2 separate regions of the Mus musculus genome follow, and region 1 is linked to region 2. A link is a contact called in ENCODE Hi-C data. All regions are on one chromosome and are shown on one strand. Each heading gives the region's core, a stretch centred on a gene start or an enhancer-like site at or near the end of the contact. The rest is flanking DNA. Distances are from core to core; before and after follow the strand shown. Region 1 holds the start of Tubgcp5 (tubulin, gamma complex associated protein 5). Region 2 holds the start of Prmt3 (protein arginine N-methyltransferase 3).

Region 1 (7,836 bases), core at 570-3,069, 6.0 Mb after region 2:
AGCACTGCAGATTAGCTCCAGATCAGCAGGAGAACAACTGGGCATTTGAGGCAGTGGGGAGGCTACATCAACAGTGGGGGACTTAGCCAAGTCCTTGATGCACACACCATATAATAGGTTTGTGTGCAGCCATAACATCACAGTGGTGGGTGTCTATCACTTATGGCATCCACATGAGGGAGACACAGCATTTTCTCCATCTGGTATGTTTGATAAGTCCTTGTGCCTGGTTTGCCAGATTTAATACGTCAGTCTGCCTTCACAGTTCCAAGTCTCCCCCATTCAACTTACAGTGTGGCTCCCTCTCTAGTCCCAGGGACAAGCTAACTGTCTTTGCTTTACGCGGGTGCCTATCTGCTGCTTTCTCTGGATCTACTCAGCTGCAGAATGGAGTCAAAGGCCTCTTGTAAAACAGTCTCCTGGGGCAGTGCACAGCTTAGGGGATAACAACTGTTTTATTCAATATGGAGTAACTTAGCCTGGCCTCAACAAAGACCTTCCTCGTGAGGGATTCGTCTAAGAAAAAGTCAGGCAAGTACCAATTGGGGTGGCAGGTGCTACCTAATGCGGACGATTTATAAAGGCTCAAAGGCTCCAGCTGCTGCTCTGACGACTTTGCCCACGTCTGCTCTCAAGAGTGCTTTCCCCTTTTTATATTTTGAAAATGACGTTTTAAAATTTATTTTTGTATGGGGTGGAGGTACGCACACATGGGAATTATAAGACTACTTATGGGACATGGTTCTCTCCTATCATGTGAGTCCACACGATGGGATGCAAGCAGCCAGGCCTGACAGCCAGCAACTTTATTAAGTAAGCCAGCTTTTTTTGTTTTGTTTTGGGTTTGTTGTTGCTGTTGTTGTTTTGGTTGTTTTGTTCTGATTTTTTTTTTTTTTTTTCGAGACAGGGTTTCTCTGTATAGCCCTGGCTGTCCTGGAACTCACTCTGTAGGCTGGCCTTGAACTCAGAGCCACTTTCCCTTTCTTGAGAACTTGTTCGAGGGTTCTAACAAGAAAGCACAACTGCCTGTACTGTAACAAGGACAAGTCCTCCATAGGGAAGGTCGGCCTAACCCAAAGCTGTGGGTGCACAAAGAACAGTAACAGAAAAGCATCCCCGGCCATCAAGTGGGTGACAGACAGCTGGCCCTCACATACATCTCCACCTTACTAATAAACCAGCAGTTTCAGCATGTGGGCAGTGACCCGCAGTAGGGATCACACATCAGATAGTTACATTACAATTCGTAAACTAGCAAAAGTATAACTATGAAGTAGCAACGAAATAATTTAATGGTTATGGGTCATCCCAGCGAGAGGAACTATATTAAAGGGTCACAGCATTTGGAAGGTTCAGAGCCATTGTAATACATAAATGGGCACTATCGCTGCTTTAACCATATGTTCCTGGTCTAATCAGAAGCATGTGTTTAGTTGGGGAGCTCTGAGAGCCCAGTTTAGGTCGTCTGGAGGAGAAAGTGAAGGCCGGAGCATGAACAAATAAGTCACGATGTTCAAAAATGTCGGAAACTATACCCTGGAACCAAAAAACTGGTTGGCTCAAAATGCATCAGAATTTAAATCGTTAATCAGGAGTATCCAGAGTCCCTTATTAACAATGATTAATAATAAATAATGGTTAGCTGTCTGAAGACTCTCGGATTTCCCGGTGTGCAAGCAGAAAGAGCACATCTCTTCCCCACCCACGGACGCACCGCATCCAGCAACCAGCATCCACTCCCATCAGCACCTTTCCCAGGCACAGCTCCGGGGCTGCCGGAACTCTCGCGGAAACATCCTCCACATCTCGAAACCCCGGTGCCGGGACGGGCGGAACTCTCGCGAGAACAGTCGCCACTTAGCAGAGATCCTGATAGGTACGCCGCGGCAATGGCCCGGCCTAAGTCGTCCGGGAGCCGGATGGACAGACAGCTGGAGCATGATGTGTGCGAGCTCGTCCGGCAGGTTACGGGGCTGCAGGACGAGGCGGACCCCAACTTCCAGCTGGCCCTGGACTTCGTCTGGTCCAACTTCAGGTGTGGGATCGCGGCTACGAGCTGAAGTCGCGCGGGCGGGCGGGTCCGGGTCGGGAGTGCGGCCTCCGGCACCCCTGCGTCTGCTGCAGCTGCTGTGCCTTGGTTTCCCCTTAGGTGCCCTTGCGAGAAACCCGCAGTTGCAGCGGCACATTCCTAGAGAGCTGTTGACTCTGCTCACCCGCACGCAGTACGGTGCACATCAAAAGTCATTTGATGGCTGGGAAAGTGAATTTTTAGCGCCAAATTCTGATCACATCCTGTTAGGTTTTTTGGGGGTTTTTTGTTTTGTTTTGTTTTTTGTTTGTCTCACCAACCCCCCTCTTCTCTTGCTCGGACCACTTACAAGTTTCCCCGCTTCTGTGTCCTCCCTTTGCATTGCATAAAACAAATTCAAGTTCTACTATTGAGCAACACATAGCATGTCTAGTAGAAGTCACCCTAAACAGTGAACAGTTTGTCAGACTGTGATCCTGATTCTAAGCGCAGGACGTGAGTGTCTGCCTAGTTCGTGAGACTACAGACCTCTCAGGTTGATGGGAAGCAAGCCAACGATCCAAAACCACAAGTGCAATTTCTAGTTATAACCTATAGAAAGAACAAGGATTCAAAGAAGTCAGGTAACTCGAAAAGCAGATGTACCACAAGTATTTTTTCTAGTGGCAGATAGGAGGGAGGGGATAGTCATTTTAGAGTTGGGAAGAGACATAGATGCTGCATAGTATAACAGAAGTACTAAAAGCATACCTATAACACTCTGTCACCAGTGTCACCCGTAGAAAACATGTGGCAGTCACCTTGTGTTACAGTTGCTTTATTTCCACATGTTGTTCGTTGTTACATTAATGACAGCCTTTGGTCCCACTGCTAAATTTTAGGTTTTGTTGTTGATGATGTTATGTGTATGATTTGACTCTGTGTACACGTGTGCATGTGTGTGCCTGGTGCCCAAGGCAGCTGATCCCCTGGAACTGGGATTATAAACAGCCTGTGGGTGCTGTGAATAGAACCTGGGGACCCTGAGCAATGGCGTGGGCTCTTAACCCCCGAGGCATCTCTCCAGACCCTTTCAAAGCTTTCTAAATATTTGATAATTGTACATGAATATGTTTGCTTTTCTTTGTATTTCATTTTGTACATTTAGCAGAATTATTCAGAGGACAAATGTTAAGATTTCACTGGGCTTCTCTCTTACATTAAAAAGACAAAGAAAATCCAGTCACAATGATGTATGCCTATAATTACATCAGAATTTTGCACTAAAAAGTATACCCACTTGGGTGGCTCAGGCAGGAGGATTGCTGTGAGTTGAAGGCTATCCTTAGCTTCCTAGTGAGCTCAGAGCCACATAGCAAGATCTAGCAAAAACCCTAGGAAAATATGTTATACTGAACATAACTGTGGGACATATAAAAAGACAAAGGAGCCAGAGGACAGGTTGTCAGGGGTGTCAGACATATGCAGGGACATGGAGAGCTGTGACTCAAGTATACTTAGCTACCTGACAGTAAATACTGCCATGTGACACTGACATTAAAAACTGTATTTTATCTTTACCAGATTTCATCGTTTCTTGGATGTCAACAGTCACAAAGTAGAAAAAACAATAGAAGGGTATGTTGATTCTCTGTCTATATGTATTCATTGATGCGTTCTCAAAAGCTATTTAGGTACTAATTGATTTTTTTTTTAACATTTTAGAATTTATGAAAAATTCACCATTCATTCTGATCTCAACAAAGCTGCTAGTTGGAAGAGATTAACTAAGGAGTTCCTAAATGCATCTCTTCCCAGCACAGAGAAAATAAAGGTAAGCCTTCAGCCGTGAGCTCTCCAGTTGTAGTCACTCTTGTTGCTGTTGCTGCTCTTTGTCGTTCCGAGACAGGGTTCTGTGACGCTCTGACTGTCCTGGAACCCACCTTGTAGACCAGGCTGGCCTCAAACTCAGAGATCCCACCTGCCTCTGCTTCCAGAATGTTGTGGTTATAGGCGTGGGCCACCACTGCTCACTGCCGGGCTTTTGCAGTCACTCTGTGCAGTATAATTATCATCACTGTGTTATCTCTTCATGAACGCTCTATTTAGTAGTATCCCCTGACTGGAGCAGGGCCTCAGAGAGAATGGGGTAGCTGTGGCCTCAGGTTTGGTAGGACATAAGCAGTGTGCTCTTGTTTGCTGTCTCACTTGGAATTTACTACGGTTACAGAAATCAGCACTATTTGGCTACCTTGAATTTCTCAGATAGCAGCCGTATCCCAAATGTGCTTTTATATTATGTCAGGGGCTCCAAGGCCACCCTTAGGTACAGTGATTTGCTACAAGAATTCTTAGCACTAGTGTCTTCTTAGTCTAGCATCATCATTTCTATCGTTTATTACCATTAACTCATCTAGATTCCAGTCAGGAAAGAGATGACTAGAGCAGAAAGCAGAAACGAAGCGCATGCATGATAGGCTATGCCTTTAGGGTTCTGTAAGTGTCATCAAGGAGGTTCTCTCACTCAACACCAAAGCTGCCTAATGATGTACTTCTCAAAAGGCTAAGTGATGCCTGGTGAAAATTAAATGGAGATTACTTCATTTGTTGTGTGCTCTGAGGGTTTGTATTATGTGCACATGTGCTCTACTTTGTTGGTGGTGGTGTTTATTGGGTCCTTTGAGAATTTCATACAGTGAGTTTTGGCCATATTCACTGCTACTCCAACTCCTCGTCATCCCTCCATACACACCCAATTTGTGTCCTTTCTTATTCTAATGCATAAAATTTTCATTTGTGCTGCCTCTGTAGTCATGAGTATGTGGCCTTGTACACCTGCCCTGTTGTGGACAGAGAACAGTTTCTGTCTCCAAAACTACAAATCTTCCACATGATGAGCTGTACCACTCTCGGGCACACAGCCAAAGGACTCGATATTCTGCCATTGAGGTTCCTGCTCATCCTAGTCTTTGTTACTCTCACAATAGCCAGGAAGTGAAAACAGCCTACTATCCTACAGCTGATGAATGGATAATGCAAATGTAGTGTATTTATATAGTGGAATATTATTCAGCCCTCAAGAAGAATGACATTAGAAAATTCACGAGCAAATAGAGCTAGAGATCATCAAGACCCAGCAGAAAAAAGATCGCATGCTTTCTCTCATTTGTGAATGTTAGCATTGAATCTTGTACCTGTTGTCTTAGTGTAAGGAAACAGAGAACCGGAGGGTTGCAAGTTCAAGGCCATCTACATACCAAGGCATACCATCAACATACCTAAAACAAAGCATTTCCTGGCTACATTGACTGAAGTTCCAGATTTCCTAAAGAAAAGCCCATAATTCTTCAAAAATACCAATTTTTTTTTAAAAAAAAAAATAGGACAGTATGATTCTAGATGTGAGCTTTCCCTATTATTAACCAGTTAAAAATCCTAAGAACTGTTAACTAGCAGTTGGCTGGCAAGCCGTCCATGAAAACAAGCCTTCTTGGAGAATGTTCAAAGCTTCGGCTACTTGGATCTCCATTAACTTTTTCTGCATAGCTAACATTACAGTTTAGACATCAGTGCTATGAACAAGGAAAGACTCAGAAATTTGGGTCATAGAAAGGCTAACATGCAAAAATAGTACTTTTCATTAGATAGATTTGATTGGTTTATGAGAGTCATAACAAAGATCTGTTGAAACTTGAAATGTCTTGGCAGTGTGGTTTCTAGTGAAAGAAAATCAAAAGACTTTTAGGTTTATTTAAAAAAAAAAATACTGACCCCCTCCATAAGATAAATGCAAACTTAACACCAACAGGGCTGGAGAAATAACTCAACAGTTAGGAGCAACTACTGCTTATCCAGAGGACCTGGTTCAGTTCCAGCACCACGCACAAATGCCTGCCTGTAAGTCCAGTTCCAAGGGAGCAGCACTCTTCTGGTCTAAGAGAGTGCTGCATGCATTTGCTGCATATACACACATGGAAGCAAAGTACCCATACACATAAAATAACAAGTAAATCTTTACAACAAAGGCCAAGAGCATCTTTGACTTCTCTGAGTGCAGCAAACAGGTACACTTGTACTCCGTGCAATTATAGATGTGCAGTATTTGTGCTGAATGTAAATGTGATTCTTATAGAGGTTATAGTCAAATAGGCAAACTGTTAGATATGTTTAATCTTCAGGATGCATATTGCCACTGGAAAATAACATCACTTAGCCATAATGTCATGTTCTAGAGAATTATATTACAGTTCCTATAGAAATAAAATCTTTAACCCAGTCAAATGTCTTACACTTGTTAGAACTAGGGAACCAAACCTCATGTGACTTAGACTCCTTTTATGTAAACGTTTGAGTTATGGAAGAAGTTTAGAGAATACAATTTACCTTATGATAACTCATGTTTCCTAAAATGAGCAGGTGTGTAAACAAGTGTTGTGTAGCTCTTTCATTACTCAGTCTGGCTTCAGAAGCACTTACCAACCTCCGGCTGATTCGCCTGTCTCTCTTTTTATTTTAAAGACAGATGCACATTATTCCATACTGTCACTCCTTCTGTGTCTGTCTGATTCTCCTTCAAACAGCAATTATGTGGAAACACCGAGAGAGAAAGAAGTGGGTATGTTACCAGATACAAATTTATTTTATTACGTATACTCATCGGGATTTTTATTAAAAGCTAAAAATCACAGCCAAGGCTATACAGAGAAAGAAATTATTTCTTTTGCTTAGGATGAACGCAAAATTTCATTTAAAATATAAGCTCTGGCTTTTTGAGTTCAGACTTTTATTTTACAAAGAGAAAACTCAACACTTGAAGGTGAAGTAATTCAAATGGTTAAGACTGTTTCATGTAGCCCAGGCTGGCTTCACACTATGTAGGTGAGGATGACCTTGAACTACCTTAAGGTCGAGGATTACAAGTGTGAGCCACTTTGCCCAGCTGTCCTTCAGCTCCATACATGCTAGGTCGACATCAGCTACTTCCTAGTCCCGAGTGTCTCAATATTTTCAAATTTAGTTCCTTGAATGTATTTTTAATTTTATGTGGGTTTTCTTTTTACTTGTAGTTTTATGGGTTTTAGCGTTGTTGAGGTTTTTTTTTTCTCCCAGATATTTATGATAAAACTGAGGTTCCTTTGTTAAATTGTAGAAAAGAAGGATGATTTTGACTGGGGGAAGTACCTGATGGAAGGTGAAGAAATTGGCCTTGGTCCAAATATTGATACGCCGGTAAGTGGCTTTTGTTTTGCTGATGTAAATATAAGTACTTGCCCACGTGGCAGCAATAGTTCTAGTGCAGCCTTCTGCCATAGCACATGCTATTTAACAGGAAATCTCTTCACTAAGCCAGTGAGTCTGGCTCCTCTGCATGCTGAGAAGACGCTCCTGCAGGTTGTCCTCTGATCTACACATGTGAGCCATGATGAGCATACACACTCTAAGTAAAATGCAAAATATTAACATTTTAGCGATGTGGATTATGGAAGGTTTATTAATATTCTGGGCTAAGTCAGTGTATGTCAACATTATTTACATATTTAATAATAGATTATAATTATTTGGTGTTGTTTTAAACAGAAGTAAAAGGAGAAAATTTTCAAATTACAATATCCTTTCCCAAAATAATTATTTTTAAGTAGGTCAGTGCAATAAATGTACTAAGTGATTAATTATATTTAGTTCCTATTGTACTTTTAGTCAAGGAAATTGAAAAGCATGTGTTATTCTCAGTCACTGCTTCAAAGCAGTAACACGTGTGGGATTCTTTTGAAATTCATTCGTGGCTCTTGCTGCTTTCATTCACAGACATTTGAACTCACATATTGACC
Region 2 (7,738 bases), core at 266-2,765:
GAGTACCCACTCCTGAGGAGCTATGACAGTGGATGTTTCTCAGAGAGGGAGTTTTCTTTAAGGCTGTGACCTCTGGTAGGTTGACCACACTCCTGTGGTTGTCCCCCAACCCAGAGTATATGGACCCCAGAAACTGGAATCCATGTTATTGTTTTTTAAAAGGATATAAAGGTGAGGGGTAGGGCCATGGGAGTGGATGGATCTGAGAGGAATTAAGAGGAGGAGTGGGAGGCATATGATCAAGAGACACTGTGTGATATTCTCAAAAATATTTTAAAAAATTATGATGTGAGCAAAATCCTGTTGGGGGAGGGTGTTAGCACCCCCCCCCCTGTTACCTGGCTAGGTATGCCTGAGTCACTACAAAAGGGGCTGCTTGTCCCCTCTGAGTCCTCTTGCCTTCTGGCTCCTGCCCCCCTCTCTCCCCATTCCCTCCCCCCTCTCTCTCCACGTGCTCATGGCTGGCCTCTACTCCTCTAATCCGCTACTCTCTCTCTCTCTCTCTCTCTCTGCCTTTTTCTGTCTCTATTACCTTCTTAACTCCCCTCCCCATGCCCTGAATAAACTCTATTCTATACTATTACTATACCATGCCCTCAGGGGGAAGAGGTGCCTCAGCATGGGCCCGCAGAGGCACCACTCCCCCCCCCCCCCCACCTGACTACACCTCCACCAAAACATATCCCTTCTCCCTTTATCTTTTTATAAAACACAACAGAGGGGAAGAGGAACTGCCCACCAAAGAGCTTCAGTGATCAGCAGTACACTGGCTCGAGGGTGTGCATGGTGGGAAGTTGAACTGAGCTGTCTGACACTATACTATGCAGGCCTAGCTGGCCATGTCCTCAAACATGCCCCATGCAGAGTCCAGCCTCATCTGCAGCCTGGAGGCTTTACCTACCCAGAATTACTGCTTCCCACCTGCCTAAGGGAACTCCACTGTTAGATACTAGGAATATTAGAAAGGAGGCAGCCTGAGACTCGGGAACCCTGGTATCCTCCCTAACCCCACAGGCAGGGCAGAGAGCATTTGTTGGCACATATCACACAGTCCACCTGTTTCCATTGTATAGGCTCAAGTTAATGCCTAAACTTTTCACACACGTGTAAGTCTTACCATAACCATCAGGTTACTGCAGTCATGAGAGTGCTTTACCAGTCAGGAAACTGAGGCCAAGAGAAGGCAGGTTACCTGCTCATGCTTAGAATTCAAGCATTCAGAAATAGAGTTCAAACTTAGGGTGTTTGTAAAGCCCATGGTTCTCACTTTATCACTTTAACCCCTAGTAGGGGTGTGGGGCTTGAGTGCACACCCACATACATCAGCATACAGGTTAATTTAAGGGGCTTTCTTGTCTTCCCCAGAGCCTCCGAGCCTGGCCTGCATTGGCCATCTCTGCCGCCAGAGGGCGCTGCGATAAGTCGGTGCTCAACCTTGTAAGCGCCGGCGCCTCGGTTGCGCAAGCGTCCAAGCCGGAGAGCGGTGCCCCGCCCCCTACGCCCACGTGACCCGGAAGCGCTCTCCGGACGGTTCACGCTCCGCGTGTGGATCGCTTTGGGGGCTCCCGCGCACCCGCGCCGCTCGTTCCCGGCTCCGGTGCCGCGCTGTGCGGCCGCGCGCTTGGTCGGCGGCCATGTGTTCGCTAGCGGCGGGGAACGGTGGGTGCCCCCTCGCGTAGGGCGGCGGGGCGCGGGTGGGCGGGCGCGGGTCTCGGTGCTGACCGTGTGTGCTCTGCAGGCCGTGGCGCCGAGCTGGGGCCGGAGCCCCTGGAACTGTCGGACAGCGGAGACGACGCGGGCTGGGAGGACGAGGACGCGGACACTGAGCCCGCGCACGGCCGGCAGCACACACCCTGCCTGTTCTGTGACAGGTTCGTGCCGGTGTGGAAGGCGCGCCGCAGCGCCAGCGAGCACGTGGCGGGCCCGAGGCTCCGGCCCGCGCGGGACGGTTGATTGACAAGGGGCTGCTCACGTGGTCCGGGGGGGGCGGAGCCGGGGACCGCGCTCTGGGTTTGCCTCTGCAGCCCAGTCAACCCCACCCCTCACTCTAATTCCCCCCCCCCACCCCCCATACTAAGTCAGGCCTGGCATACCATCACTCTGGAGGCTGAGGCAGGAGAATGGTCAGGAATCCCAGGCCAGCCTTGAGTCACCAAGCTAGACCCTCTCGAAAACACACCCAGAAAAAATCTGAACTTCACACCTTAGTCCTAAATTAGGGATTCCATGAAGGCTGGGTGTTTTTCATTCTGTTCCTTGGATACCAGACTTTGAAAGCGCATAGACTGGAAGCGCGCTTCCATTTCTACCATCCTATAATAGGACGTTCTCTTCTCATGTAACATTCAACTGAGCCATTTAGACAGAACTAGCTCACTTCCATGATTGAGGGAGGAACTGATGCTCTTTGTACTTAGGGGAAAATGAGGCTGCAGAGCCACCAACTTGTTCAAGGTCACGAAGCTGCTGTTTATATTCCTAGGACACACCTTCTTTTCACTTAAAATCCTGCATCTTAGATGGAAGTGACTTGGCTGAAAAAGGGGTGATTGATGTTGACTAGCGCTGCTGGGTCCCGCCCCCTGTGTCGGTTCCTGGTGCTGACTGGTGGCATATTAGTGGTCCTAGGTGGCGCCTCATTGGAGAGGAGAATGACTGCACACTCGTATTTATTGTATTTATTGAGCATCTGTGGTGCAGTGCCCTGTGATAGGCTGCGAGGATGATCCAGATGACCTGTCTTGGCAGACATTGAGAGTTGCCTGTGTGCTAGGCATACAGAAGTGAAGTGCGGAGTCTCTGCTGTATATTCGTTCGTGTCCTTCAGTGTTGGAGGTTACATACAAAAGAAGTGTTATTCTTCACGCTGTAGTGCAGGTGCTGTAGGACTACCAAGGTCACTTGAAATCTGGCACTTTGGGAATGTGCCAGCTGTATAATTGTGTGCTTTGTGTCTAAAAACACTATGCTGGGTTCAGAGGGAGGGGAAAGAGGCTCAACTAGGGAACTTTTGTGACTTGAGAGAAACCAAATATATCAGAGAGAGCTTTATTACCCAGAAGCCTCTGGGTAAATTTGGGGTATTCAGTGTTGTCTAAAACGGTTGTGGTGTAACGCCAGAGGGAGGGAGCTCCTCTTGGGACTTGCTGAGGAGTCCCCCTGAGGAATCTGCCAAAGGACAGGTTTAGGGACCCTGGGGAAGGGGGTAGAGGCAGAGGGAGGGGGACAGAGAAGGACAGAAAGAGAGAGGAAGAGGAGGAAAGGCCAGCCAGGGTCACAAGGGAAGAGAGAGAGGGAGAGAGTAAATGGAGAAAGAGAGAGGGAAGGTGAGGAGAGGAATGGAGGGGAAGGGAGGGGGTAGGCTGTTGCTAGGTAACTGTTGGGTGGAGCCTGGAGGAAGTGCTAACATTCAGTATTTTGACCTCCTCTGAGACTGTTCCAGGAGACTCTATGCTTGTCTCTTCAGGTTGTTCGCCTCTGCTGAGGAAACGTTTTCACACTGTAAGTTGGAGCATCAATTTAATATTGATAGTATGGTCCATAAACATGGTGAGTATCTCTTAGCATAAAGGCAGGTTTGCTTGTGAAGTTTAGATTGACCCTTTTTCCAGACCCTTTCTTTCCTTTGTGTGTAGTTCCCCCCAGCTGATGTTAGCTGTCTTCCTCAGTTGTGCTCTACTGTGTGCATTGAGGCAGGACCTCTCACTTGAACCTGGAGCTCGCTGACCCAGCTGCTCTAGCTAGCAGCTTTCTTGAATGATCCCTGGCTTCTGCCTCTCAAGCATTAACAGTACAAAAGGCTGCCACCTCTGCCTGGTGTTTTATGTGGTGCTGAGAATCGCAATCATGGCCTTATGCCTTCTGTGTAAGTGCTCTCACCCATTTTGCCACAGTTCTGACAATCTGAGTTTGTATCCCAGAACTCACACAGAGGTGGAAGAAGACAGCCAGTATTCTTTGACCTCCACTTGTGCAGGGTAGCACACTTACATATACACATCACACTCTCCCTCCCCCATATAGCGTACCCCCCACATGCATGATAATAAATAAATTCTTTAATGAAATGCAAAACACTTCAAAACCTGTTACCTGTGGCTAATTCTCAGCTTAAATATTTAAAAGTAACAAAATTGCAGCTCCTAATTCTTAATGCAAAATTCCAAATAATAAGTGATACTTTAGAGGTCGGAAATATATCATTGGAGGAAAATTTACAGATGAGTTAAAACAAATACATTGTATTAAAATCAATGAATTGTCTTTTCTCCTATTTAGGACTTGAATTTTATGGATACATTAAACTAATAAATTTTATTAGACTTAAGGTAAGTTGGAAACCTAATAATTTTATTTAGAAATTTTTGGAGTTCATAGAGACTGTCGCTGTCCTGATTATTTAGTAAATTTTGAGCTGTTGTTTCAAATTTGGCATTTTTCATCTTGTGGGAATTGTGGGCCTGAGAAAAGAGTGCTGTGTGACGCTCCAGGTGGACATGTCCCCTCTGCTTAGTCCTGTCATGTTTAACTAAACTGATCAGTACTATGCAGAAAGCAATATTAGATAAAAGGAAAACTATCAGTAAAATCAAATCATTTCTAGTCTGATTCAGGAACTTTGAGCTTTTAAAAATGTCCACAGTTTATTCTCTTTTAAATCTCTATCTTATTTTATGTATATGAATGTTTTGCCTGAATGCCTGGTGCCTGCAGAAGCCAAAAGAGGCCGTCAGGATCCTCTGGACCTTGGGTTAAAGATGGTTGGTTGTGAGCCCCCATGTGGGTGCTAGGAATTGAACCCAGCTGTTCTGTAAGGATAGCCAATGCTCTTAGGCCCTCAGCCATTTCTCCATCCTACATTGTTTATTTTTTTCAAATGTTTTGTTCTTTGTCCTTTTGAAATGAATGTTTGAGCTGGTGTCACTCTCCTGGCATCAGAGAGTATAAGAATGCCCTGTAGCCATTTAGAATGCCGGGTAAACACAGGTGCAACCATTTTGTGCAGATTTGAGTTCTGTTTTGCTTAAGTTCCTCACTCCTTTTTTGGGAGCTTTGTCATTGCAAACAATGAATACAGTGTGCTTTATCTTCATGCCCAGAATCCTACGGTTGAATATATGAATTCCATATATAACCCTGTGCCTTGGGAAAAAGATGAGTACCTGAAGCCAGTGTTGGAAGATGACCTTTTGCTTCAGTTTGGTGAGACGAACCTTCTCTATCTGCTTTAGCTAGCCTCAGGCCATTTGTTACACCAAATGAAGCAAAGAAAATGGACCTTCGTCACTCAAGCAGTGATTTGCTTTCCGTTTTCATGTGGTTGATAAAAGAGTAGATGATTCTGAAAGTAAGCAGTTTGCAAGCTTTAAGTTGGCCGTGTTCTGGAGGAGCGAGGAAGCGTTGCGCCAGTCGTCCCTTCTGGCTGTGCTTCCTGGCTTTTCCAGTGTGTCTGCACTGTGTGCTCACCCTTTTGTTGCAGTTACAGGATTGACTATTGCAGCCCCACAGTGCCCACGCTCAAGGAGAGCAGTCTCCTTGAGCATCTCCTTCGTATACATCTTCCTCTAGCATCTTGTTAATATTTGTTGTTAACTGATAGTCTTTTTCTGTATTCGGTTTATTGATGACATTTTATGATGGATATTGATTAAACTTTATGATGGAAAACATGGTTCATAGTGGGTTCAGTTTTAGGCATCCACTGTAGATCTGTCCTCTGTGGATAAGGGCTTCATCTCTAAAGACCTCAGCAGGCTGTCAGTTTTCACAGAGATGAATCACAGGTCTGGGTATGTAGCTGAGCTGATGAGAGCTTGCCTGCCACGAACTAATTCTAGGTTTGACCCTGAAGTACTCCCAGCCTCAGCAAAACTGCATTCTTGATGTCCATCATCAGGTTATAGATTGACCCTCTGATTCCAAACAGTATACAGAGAGTAATTTATGATACCATTGTAGCTTATTGCGAAATATGGAAAGAAGCTAAATACCCTCTCAGAAGAGAGTGGTTGAGTAAATTGTGGGCATCCACACTTGGGATATGGATGTATGCTCTTCTAAAGAGAACAGGCATCCCTGTGAACTCTGTGGAATGATTGTTAGAATCCAGTGCTTTGTGCAGTAAGACCACACGTTCCAGGGGCTGCTTACTGCTTCTCTTTCCCTTGCAGTTTATAAGATTAACATCACTGAATGGTGATGCATAATAATGTTAAATTATGACTGATTTTTATTTTAGCAGAAGTAAAACCAAGCTTGCCAAATAGCTTGAATTTGAAAACAAAGTACAAAGTAAGGACTTGCATTAGTTTTGTGGTTGCTGTGGGTGGATCCCCACAGTGAAGAGAGGAAAGACTTACTCTGGCTGACCATTTGAGAGGATCACTCCATACTGGCAGGGAAGGCATTGCATAAGCAGCTGGTTACATTGGGTCTACATCAGAAAGTGTAGAGAGGGTAGGAGGTGGCACAGGTTAAGAACACACACTGCCAGTTCTGTTCCCAGCATCCAGATTGTAACTCCGGTTCCAAGGGCTGTGATGGCTCTTCCGGCCTCTGTGTGTGTATGTGGTGGACATACAGACTAGCTGACACAGACGTAAATACAAATAAGTAAAACTTAAAAGCTTATTTTCATCTCCCACTTCCTGGAGTGGGTTCTGCTTACTAAAGGTTCTACAACTTTCTGAACAGTGCACCAGCTGGGGACTGAGTGTTGAAACACATGAGATGACTGTTCTCTGGGTGTGAGTGGAGGTCAGTAACTTTGCAGTGTGTGTATTGGCTTCAGCTTGGGCTCTAGTCTCCCAGAGGAACAGTGTATATGGGGTAGCTTAGCTGTTGTGTCCCAGCCCTGGAGGGTCTCCATACATATCACTACAGAACCTGAGTGGGGTGGGTACCGTCCCCAGTGCTGCACAGAGGAGGAAGCAGGGTCAGCAGTGTTTGTTGCTTTAGGTTATCTTAAAGTTAGTGAAATCTCCTGATTCTGGGATATCTTAAGACTCACTGGTTCCAGAGTAATTTATGATACCATTGTAGCTTACTGTAAAATACCCTCTCAGAAGAGAGTGGTTGAGTAAATTGTGGGCAGCCACACTTGGAACACTATACTCCTCTAAACAGATCAGGCATCCCTGTGTTCGGTTTGCAGTTATTTCTGCGCTACAATTTAATGAGGAAAATTTAAAAATCGAGATTATTTTTTTATCCTAAGATTTTGGCTGTATCATAGGACAAGTAATAAAATATTAGTGTATTGCCTAGGATGGGAAGGCATTGGATATATAGAAATCCTTATCTGTACCCTCTCCTTTAGGAATGGCTTGTCTTCCTTATTTGATGAAGGTGTGATTGAATGTGACCTTCTGGTGTGCAGGGTTGTGATCCTGTGAACAAAGACATTTCGAAATGGCTGTTGCAGTCAAGCAAATTAGCATCCAGCAATTTACCCACCATTTTTATGTGTGATGAGAACACATCACTGCTGTGTTGGCACATTTCACATAAACACCAAGGCATTACCTGTAGTCATGTGGTTGGTGAAATGTTCTGAATGTACTGGTCTGAAGTGAAAGCTTACAGCCCTAGCCTATGGCAGCACAATTCTCTCTGTCTCTGTCAGGCCTGTGTTTTTGCTGTTGTTTGCTTGGTTTTTTGCCCCATCCCCACCCCCAAAGCATTTTTATTGATTCTCTGGGAGTTTCACATCATGTATCAGATCCCTTCCCCATCCTTC

Evidence for each region. A loop is a pair of places that touch in the nucleus more often than their neighbours do.
Region 1: a map of T-helper 17 cell shows a loop between it and region 2 (5-fold over the local background). The contact joins the promoter of Tubgcp5 here to the promoter of Prmt3 in region 2. A Hi-C loop is called at or near these places in 2 of 37 maps with a recorded cell type or tissue (T-helper 17 cell and T-helper 2 cell).

The regions. Positions count from the first base shown.
Region 1 is chr7:55,792,306-55,800,141 of GRCm38, forward strand. Tubgcp5 (tubulin, gamma complex associated protein 5) reads left to right here and starts at 1,820. Exons shown (of 23, transcript NM_146190.3): 1 at 1,820-2,035; 2 at 3,593-3,646; 3 at 3,734-3,842; 4 at 6,527-6,623; 5 at 7,158-7,237. The coding sequence starts at 1,890.
Region 2 is chr7:49,776,843-49,784,580 of GRCm38, forward strand. Prmt3 (protein arginine N-methyltransferase 3) reads left to right here and starts at 1,516. Exons shown (of 16, transcript NM_133740.2): 1 at 1,516-1,659; 2 at 1,739-1,871; 3 at 3,467-3,549; 4 at 4,279-4,328; 5 at 5,100-5,202. The coding sequence starts at 1,635.